Linked DNA regions of Homo sapiens: region 1 is linked to region 2. Evidence: chromatin contacts called from ENCODE Hi-C or POLR2A ChIA-PET data. All regions are on one chromosome and are shown on one strand. The core of a region is the stretch at or near the end of the contact, and the rest is flanking DNA. Distances in the headings are between cores, read along the strand shown. Region 1 overlaps ATL2 (atlastin GTPase 2). Region 2 has its middle 19 kb from the start of ATL2.

The links. Hi-C counts contacts between places; a loop is a spot of excess contacts on that map. ChIA-PET counts read pairs that join two places held with the same protein, here RNA polymerase II (POLR2A). Pooled maps may share reads with other maps.
Region 1: POLR2A ChIA-PET joins it to region 2 with 16 read pairs in activated CD4-positive, alpha-beta T cell. The contact joins two enhancer-like sites. A Hi-C loop is called at or near these places in 2 of 50 pooled maps. POLR2A ChIA-PET finds 5 or more read pairs at or near these places in 4 of 52 experiments (HEK293, activated CD4-positive, alpha-beta T cell, activated CD8-positive, alpha-beta memory T cell and 1 more).

Annotation. Positions count from the first base shown.
Region 1 is chr2:38,321,630-38,326,036 of GRCh38, reverse strand. All of the region lies in intron 2 of ATL2 (atlastin GTPase 2), which reads left to right. Among named protein-coding and RNA genes, the nearest start is that of ATL2, 53 kb to the left of the region's middle. Within about 2 kb of position 2,181, at least 2 of the 41 ENCODE cell types and tissues checked have a DNase peak (open chromatin) inside an H3K27ac peak, as active enhancers do.
Region 2 is chr2:38,393,411-38,398,178 of GRCh38, reverse strand. No RefSeq gene overlaps it. Among named protein-coding and RNA genes, the nearest start is that of ATL2, 19 kb to the right of the region's middle. RefSeq lists an enhancer at 689-1,189 and a silencer at 3,086-3,286. Within about 2 kb of position 3,183, at least 4 of the 41 ENCODE cell types and tissues checked have a DNase peak (open chromatin) inside an H3K27ac peak, as active enhancers do.

The sequences.
Region 1 (4,407 bases), core at 932-3,431, 71 kb after region 2:
GGAACTCCTGAGCTCAGTCTCCTGAATAGCTGAGATTACAGGCAGACACCACTGCACCTGGCTCCTTAGTTTTTTAGTGGGCCTGAGTCCTGGTCTATGACCCTCTTTTTTTTTTTTTTTTTTTTTTTTTAAACAAACAAACAAACAAAACCTTAAACTAGACAGGAAGCCTAGATGGGGCTGGAGTTGGCTAATTTAATTGCTCCTCCCTAGGGTCAGATAAAGCTCTGGTAAAGTAGTTTTCTCAGGAGGGCAGGCTTTTGTTGTGGGGACTGGTGTGTGTGTGTGTGTGTGTGTGTGTGTGTGTGTGTGTGTGTGTGTGTGTGTGTGTGTGTGTACTGGTGTGTGTGTGTGTGTGTGTGTGTGTGTGTGTGTACTGGTGTGTGTGTGTGTGTGTGTGTGTGTGTGTATGTACTGGTGTGTGTGTAGATAGTGGTTACTTTCCCAGGGTGAACTTAAAAAGTGTTACTTCCCCTCCCCTTGTCAGTCATGAGGGAAACTTTCTTCCGTAATTACTTTGAGAATTTTGTGGAGTTCTTTGAGATAATATTCAGGAAAGTGGGGTGTTTTCTTAGACTGAGCCTCTAGGGTTTTTAGTGCTTAAACTAGTTCACTCTCAGCTTCTGACAATTCATTGAAATTGCCATTTAAGTGTTCCTACCAGTTGCTGCAGCAGTTGCTGGTAAGCTGACCTCAACTCCTGATCCTTTGTGTTAGTTTGTCTCTTGTGATTTTGCAGGGATGGTTTGACCTGTGATCTCAATTCTTTGATCTAAGAAAGGAGAGTTTATTGATTTTTCAGTTTGCTAAGCTTTTCTCTTGTTGTAAAGATAGGTCTGATGACTTCTAAACTTTTTACATGAGAAAGCTGACACTGGAAGTCCAATGGAAGACTCTAAAGTCAAATCTCAGTTTAATTACAAGACGTGTCTGCCCCTTCCGTTTTGTTAGCCCTCAAGGGCAACTTTTTTTAAAATTGTGGTAAGATATACATAACATAAAATTTACCTCTTTAACCATTTGTAAGTGTACACTTCAGTGGCACTAAGTCTGTTCACATTGTTGTGTAGCCATTGCCACTATCCATCTCCAGAACTGCTTCATCTTCCCCAGCTGAAGCTCTGTGCCCATTAAACACTAACTCCCCATTTCTCTCCCCAATCCCCTGGCATCCACCATTCTACTTTCTGTCCCTATGAATTTGACTAAGCACCTCATATGAGTAGAATCATAGAATATTTGTCCTTTTGTGTGTGGCCTATTTCATTTAGCATAGTGTCTTCAAGGTCAAAGACACCTTTTGAGCAGAACCTTTTATCAAAATATGTTAAATTCCTCTTCAGCATGTACCTAAGTAGTTAGAGTTGTCCTTTTTCTGGGCTCATGACTTGGGTCAGTCATAATTTCATTGATTTGTCCAGCCCCAGATGGGAAGAGTTGGGCATGGGGTGGGAATGGGGTTGGATAAGATGTTAGACAGTTTTAAACTGTTTTAAAGTTAAATGTTTTATAATTTGTTCCAGGACTTGCAGAGTATTCTCACATATTCAAATGAAAACAGTAAATACAATTGGTGGTTAGAATGTGTACAGTATTTATTGTGTCCATCACTTTGGGTGCTGAGTGTTCATAACCTGTCTCCTGATTAGGTACTAGTTTTATACACATGAAGATTTTCATTTGTGGTGGTGTGGGGAATGTCATGCAACTAGGGAGGATCTCGCTTATTATTGTAGCACTACTTGGATTGTTTTTTTTGAGACTGAGTTTCGCTTTTGTTGCCCAGGCTGGAGTGCAATGGCGCGATCTTGGCTCATCGCATCCTCCGCCTCCCGGGTTCAAGCGATTTTCCTGCCTCAGCCTCCCGAGTAGCTGAGATTACAGGCATGCACCACCATGCTTGGCTAATTTTTTTGTATTTTTAGTAGAGACTGGGTATCTCCATGTTGGTCAGGCTGGTCTCAAACTCCCAGCCTCAGGTGATCCGCCCGCCTCGGCTTCCCAAAGTGCTGGGATTACAGGCGTGAGCCACCTTACCGGCCCACTTGGATCTTAATTTCATTCTTTTTATTCCTTTTACTCCCAGTTGTGATGATTTATGGCTTTTGTATGAACCTTTATTCTTCCAGCCTATCCATTGTGAAAGGGAGTCAGCTTGCCAGCAGTCAGGAGCGGGTGTGCTCTGATACATGTAGGCCTGGCAGGACAACCAACCCTTTGATCACTTGAGCCCAGGATGTCGAGGACAGTGAGCTATGATCGTGCCATTGCTCTCCAGCTTGGGTGATAGAGCAAGACCCTGTCTGTGTCTGTCTGTCTCGTTTTCTTTCTCTCTGTCTAACTAACTAAATAAATGGTTACATAGTTGTTTCACTTTGTTGCTAGGGAGTATACCTTTCCTTTGGTAAAATATGAATTTGTTTCTTACTGTTTAGAATAGGTAAGGTTTCTTAATTGCTGATAATTATATTATGTAGAACGTCTTTTTGGCAAGGGCTGTATTTATTCACTATTTGATTATACTTAAACTTCAGGCTGGGCATGGTGGCTCATGCTTGTAATCCCAGCACTTTGAGAGGCTGAGGTGCTGAGGTGGGAGGATTGCTTGAGCTCAAGAGTTCAAGACCGGCCTGGGCAACATAGCAAGTGAGACCCCATCTCAAAAAAAAAAAAAAAAAAAAAAAAAACTTCTGGTGATTTCAGATTGCCTTTTGCAGTTGAGTTTTATTCTATAAATACTTCTTTTTTTCCTATTTACTTTATATGTCTGGTGGAATAGGATTACTTTTGCATTTCTGAGTTTTGAGGCTTTTGTCTCCATAGTAGTAAATAGTATCAGATTAGTGTTTTTGAGTTTTTAGGTTTGCTTTTAGTAAATTATCACAGCAAATAGGGTCTGTTATCAGCAAGGCTGCCTTTAGCTCCCACTAAAATTCTCTTTGTGGGCAGGAATGTTTATTCTTGTTCACTGCTGTATCCCTAGAAAAATGGCTGGCACATGGTAGAGGTTCCACAAATATTTAATGAATGAATGACTGTATTTTATGAAAGCTGTCAGTGTTCACTATGTTAGAGAAATTATACACTTTTACACGTTTTAAAGAATCTGATTAGTTCTCTGATTTATTTTTTCATCTTTGTTGTTGTTGTTAAATAGAGGCAGGGTCTCTCACTCTGTCATCCAGGCTGGAGTGTGGTGGCATCATCATAGCTCACTGCAGCCTTGAACTTTTGGGCTCAAGTGATCCTCCTGCCTTGGCCTCCCAAAGTGCTGGGATTACAGGTGTAGCCACCACACTCAGCTTCTTTCATCCTTTTGCTGACTAATCAGTTTAGTATTTTTTTTTAAACATTTCCATTACAAGGTAACCTAGGAAGAGATGATACATAGTAGATTTTTATGAGACACCAATTCTTTTTAAAGTTTCTTTGGAAGAGGGGGCTGGCAAACATATAAGCCTATGATTTCAGTCATCTATACTTATAAAAATTTATTTTTACTGTCTTTTTATGATTGTATTGTTTCTAGGAATAATAACAAAGATCATATTTCTTCTGGATTTATTACCCATGCTCAAAAGGGAGTACATTGAAGCTTATAAGTAAACTTTTTTGTTTGTTTAAGAAATACTTAGAGTACCAACTACAAGCCAGGCACACTTCTCTGTGATGGGAATACTTGTAAGAATGAAACAAACAAAACTTTTGTGAAACTTACCTTCTTGTAGAGGAGATAGAAATAAGTAAAATGTAGAGTAAAACCAGAGTTCTCTTAGAGGAATTATTTGTGTAGCCTGTAACTTTTACAAATAATAAATTCATTAAGTACCAGATTTTTTTTTTTTTGACATTGTGGGGGAATGAGATTCTCCATGTCAGAACTTACAACAGTGCAAGGCACTTTGATAGGAGCAGTTTGGTGAACAAAGATGATTGTTTGTAGCCTTTGCTCTCAAGAGACTCACAAAAAAACTGCAAAACCATATAAAGGTAACTCCTTATAAATGGTAACTTTTTTTGGTATGGTAGAATCAGGAAGATGTGTGTTGAGATCTATGGGGAGTATCAGGAGCACAGACAAGAAGAGTAAATTAAAGATGGATTGTTATCAGCCTGGGCAACGTGGCGAAACCCCCTCTCTACAAAAAATACCAAAATCAGCCAGGTGTGGTGGTGTGCACCTGCAGTCCCAGCTACTTAGGAGGCTGAGGTAGGAGGATCCTTTGAGTCCGGGAGGATGAGGCTTCATTGAGTTCTGATTGTGCCACTGCTCTCCAGCCTGGGTGACAGAGTGAGACCCTGTCTCAAAAAAAGAAAAAAAAGAAAAAGAGAAAAAAGGATTGTTATGCAGCAGATCTCCAGATGGTCTTATTGGTAGTGCGGAGCCACAGATGACTTTTCAGCAGG
Region 2 (4,768 bases), core at 1,934-4,433:
TTCGTTCCTCCCCGTGGATTCATGGTCTTGCTAGCTTCAGGAGTGAAGCCGCAGACTTTCACGGTGAGTGTTACAGCTCATAAAGGCAGGGCTGACCCAGAATGAGCAGCAGTAAGATCTATCGCAAAAAGCAAAAGAACAAAGTTTCCACAACGCGGAAAGGTATTCCAGCAGGGTGCCACTGCTGGTTGGGGCAGCCTGCTTTTATTCCCTTATCTGGCCCCACCCACATCCTGCTGATTGGTCCATTTTACAGAGAGCTGATTGGTCCGTTTTGGTGCATTTACAATCCCTGAGCTAGACACAAAAGTTCTCCAAGTCCCCACTAGATTAGCTAGATACAGAGCACTGATTGGTGCATTTACAAACCTTGAGCTAGATACAGATTGCTGATTGGTGTATTTACAATCCCTTAGCTAGACATAAAGGTTCTCTAAGTCCCCACTAGACTCTGGAGTCCAGCTGGCTTCACCAAGTGGATCCCACACCAGGGTTGCAGGTGGGGCTGCCTGCCAGTCCTGCACCTTGCGTCCGCACTCCTCAGCCCTTGGGCGGTGGATGGGACCTGGTGCCATGGAGGAGGGGGCGGTGCTCGTCGGGGAGGCTCGGGCGGCGCAGGAGCCCATGGCGGCAGGGGGAGGCTCAGGCATGGCGGGCTGCAGGTCCCCAGCCCTGCCCTGTGGGGAGGCAGCTAAGGCTTGGTGAGAAATCGAGCACGGGGGACCCAGCACACCCTCTGCAGCTGCTGGCCCAGGTGCTAAGCCCCTCACTGCTCGGGCAGGCATGGTCTGCCAAGCCCATGCCCACCCGGAACTCGCGCTGGCCTGCAAGTGCCACATGCAGCCCCAGTTCCCGCCCGCACCTCTCCCTCCACACCTCCCCGCAAGCTGAGGGAGCCGGCTCCGGCCTCGGCCAGCCCAGAAAGGGGCTTCCACAGTGCAGCGGCGGGTTGAAGGGCTCCTCAAGCGTGGCCAGAGTGGGCGCTGAAGCCGAGGAGGCGCTGAGAGTGAGCGAGGGCTGTGAGGGCTGCCAGCACACTGTCACCTCTCACCAGCACTTTGGGAGACTGAGACAGGCGGATCACCTGAGATCAGGAGTTTGAGACCAGCCTGGCCAATATGGCCAAACCTTGTCTCTACTAAAAATACAAAAATTAGCCAGGCGCAGTGGCAGTCACCTGTAATCCCAGCTACTCAGGAGGCTGAGGCAGGAGAATCGCCTGAACCCGGGAGACGGAGGTTGCAGTGAGCTGAGATCATGCCACTGCACTACAGCCTGGACCACAGAGCCAGACTCTGTCTCAAAAAAAAAAGAAAAAAGGCCAGGCACGGTGGTTCACACCTGTAATCCCAACACTTTGAGAGGCCAAGGCGGGCAGATCACGAGGTCAGGAGTTTGAGACAAGCCTGGCCAACATGGTGAAAACCCATCTCTACTAAAAATGCAAAAATTAGCCAGGTGTGGTGGGCACCTGTAATCCTAGCTACTCGGAAGGCTGAGACAGGAGAATCGTTTGAACCCAGGAGGTGGAGGTTGCAGTGAGCTGAGATCGTGCCACTGCACTCCAGCCTGGGCAACAGAGCAAGACTCCACCTCAAAAAAAAAAAAAAAAAAAAAAGATGGTTTTTAATGGTCATAATCATGACATGGGGATTAAAGAAGGAAGAAAATTGGACCTTGAGAAACATATAGAGAGAGCTAATAAAACAGAGTCTATCTGAACCAGTTTTCAGAATCCATTTGGGACAGGCATATCAAAATAGGATGTGTGTGTGTCTGTGGGTAGAGGATGGTAGAAGAAATACATTCCTGAAAAGAATATTGTGGTAAGATCCCTGTAAGCATGTCAGCTAGTAATTGTATACTGTCACTAATGGGAACAGGCTTGTTCTGCAAGCTGAAATCATGATCAGCAGGTAATCAGATCTAGCGCTCCGGGGCTTCCCATGACTCAGTGACTGTTGTACACTAGAAACAAGGGGATGTTTTATTCTCTACTCTTCTGCTATCAGGGTTGGCCAGCTTCCCAAGGTTTGTGGGGAGAGGGAGGAGGGCTGTGAGGTTCAGGGTGTTTTTTTCTTTGGAGATGGGACTCATGTCTCTGATCTCCTGAAATCCCTCATCAATGTATTTGCTTTTCATTCTCTGAACTGGCTATAACTTTTTTTTTTTTTTTTGGAGACAGAATCTCGCTCTGTTGCCCAGGTTGGAGTGCAGTGGTGTGATCTTGGCTCACTGCAACCTCTGCCTCCTGGGTTCAAGCAATTCTCCTGCCTCAGCCTCCCAAGTAGCTGGGATTACAGGTGTGTGTCACCACATATGGCGATTTTTTTTTTTTTTTGAGTTGGAGTCCCGCTCTGTTGCCCAGGCTGGAGTGCAGTGGCATGATAGTGGCTCACTGCAACCTCCACCTCCCGGGTTCAAGCAATTCTCTTGTCTCAGCCTCCTGAGTAACTGGGACTACAGGTGCCTGCCACCACACCTGGCTAATTTTTGTACTTGTAATAGAGATGGGGTTTCACTGTATTGGTCAGGCTGGTGTCAAAACTCTTGACCTTAGCTGATCCTCCCGCCTTGGCATCCCAAAGTGCTGGGATTACAGACGTGAACCACCGCACCCAGCCAGTTAATATTTGTATTGTTAGTAGAGATGGGATTTTCACCATGTTGCCTAGGCTAGCCTCTAACTCCTGGCCTCAACTGATCCACCCTCCTCGGCTTCCCAAAGTGCTGGGATTGCAAGCATGAGCCACCAAGCCTGGCCAACTTGCGTTTTTGTTTTTGTTTTTTTTAACTCTTACTTTAGGTTCAGGGTTACATGAGCAGGTTTGTTATATAGGTTAATTGCATGTCACTGGGGTTTGGTCTACAGATTATTTCATCATCCAGGTAATAAGCATAGTGCCAGATAGGTAGTTTTTCCCACCATCCTCTTCCCACCATCCATCCTCAAGTCGGCCTGAGTGTCTGTTGTTCCCTTCTTTGTGTCCATGTGTACTTGATGTTTAGCTCCCATTTATAAGTGAGAACACGCAGGACTTGGTTTCTGTTCCAGTGTTAGTTCACTAAGGATAATGGCCTCCGGCTTCATTCATGTCCCTGCGAAGGACATGATCTCATTCTTTTTATGGCTGCATTTTTTGACTTTTTAATGATACCCATTGTGACTGGTGTGAGATGGTATCTCATTGTGGTTTTGATTTGCATTTCTCTAGTGATTAGTAACGTTGAGCATTTTGTGGCTTGTTGGCCACATGTATGTCTTTTTTTGAAAAGTGTCTGTTCTTGTCCTGTGCTCACTTTTTAATGGAGTTGTTTGTTTTTTGCTTGTAAATTTAAGTTCCTTATAGATTCTGGTTATTAGACCTTTGTCACGAGTATAGTTTGCAAATAGTTTCTCCCATTCTGTAGGTTGTCTGTTTACTACTCTGTTGATAGTTTCTTTTGCTGTGTGGAAACTTTAGTTCAATTAGGTTCCATTTATGAATTTTTGTTTTTGTTGCAGTTGTTTTTGGCATTTTTGTCATGAAATCTTTGCCCAGTCCTATGTCCAGAATGGTATTTCCTAGGTTATCTTCCAAGGTTTTTATGGTTTTAGGTTTTATGTTTAAATCTTTAATTGGTCTTGAGTTGATTTTTATATATGGTGTAAGGAAGGGGTCCAGTTTCAATCTTCCACATATAGCTAGCCAGTTATCCTGGAACCGTTTATTGAATAGGGAGTCCTTTCCCCATTGCTTGTTTTTGTCAACTCTGTCAAAGATCAGATGGTTGTAGGAGTGTGGCATTATTTCTGGGCTTTCTATTCTGTTCCATTGGTCTATGTGTCTGTTTTGGTACTGCTACCGTGCTGTTTTGGTTACTATACTGGCTATGACTCTTGAGTTAGGTCCATTAGGTAACTCCATGGGCATTTTTGATTAGGTAGCCAGGGGCCATGAGTTCAAATGCTTGAGATGGGCCAGGCAGATAGCACAAGTGTGAAATGGAGTCTGTGGCAAGTTGGAGAATCTATTTCTGATCAAAGGGGGACCCACTAGTCAGCTTCAGACAGTGGTCACTATATAAGTAGACTGGCTCCGGTGGTCAGATCTTCAGATAGTTTTTTAAACCAGAAATCTACTTTTTTTTTTTTTTTTTTTTTGAGGCAGTGTCTTGGTTTGTTGCCTAGGCTAAAATGCAGTGGCACGATGATGGCTCACTGCAGTGTTGACATCCTGGGCTTAGCAATCCACCCACCCTCAGCCTCCCAGGTAGCTAGGACTATAGCCATGTACCACTACACCCAGGTAATTTTTAATTTTTTTGTAGAGATGGGTCACACTTTTAAAAATGTGTGTAATTTTCTGATTTTAATTGTTTGTAATTAATTTAAAAATTAAAAAAATCACTTTGTAAGCCAACTATATGAGCATCAAACAAAACGAAGCTTCAGGTTTCATTCAGTCTCCCAATCCTGTCTCCTGGCTAAATTGATTTTCTGAGGGGAAAAACCCAACATTTATTCAAGTCACTTCAATTTATGGGGGGCTATATTATAAGGATGCATGTGACAATAAGATAAACAGGATTTTCAACCATGCAGCAAGGCATCGCTGAAACCCAGGAACTCTGTACACAACCCAGGTCAAGGGAAGAACAAGGACAGCACATGCCTGATGCTTAGTGATAACTGGAAGGTCCTTTCTCACCATCCATGGTGTAACTTAAGCTTCTCAATTGGTGGCTTGTTTCAATATAAACCACATGTAGCTCACATTAATTTCTC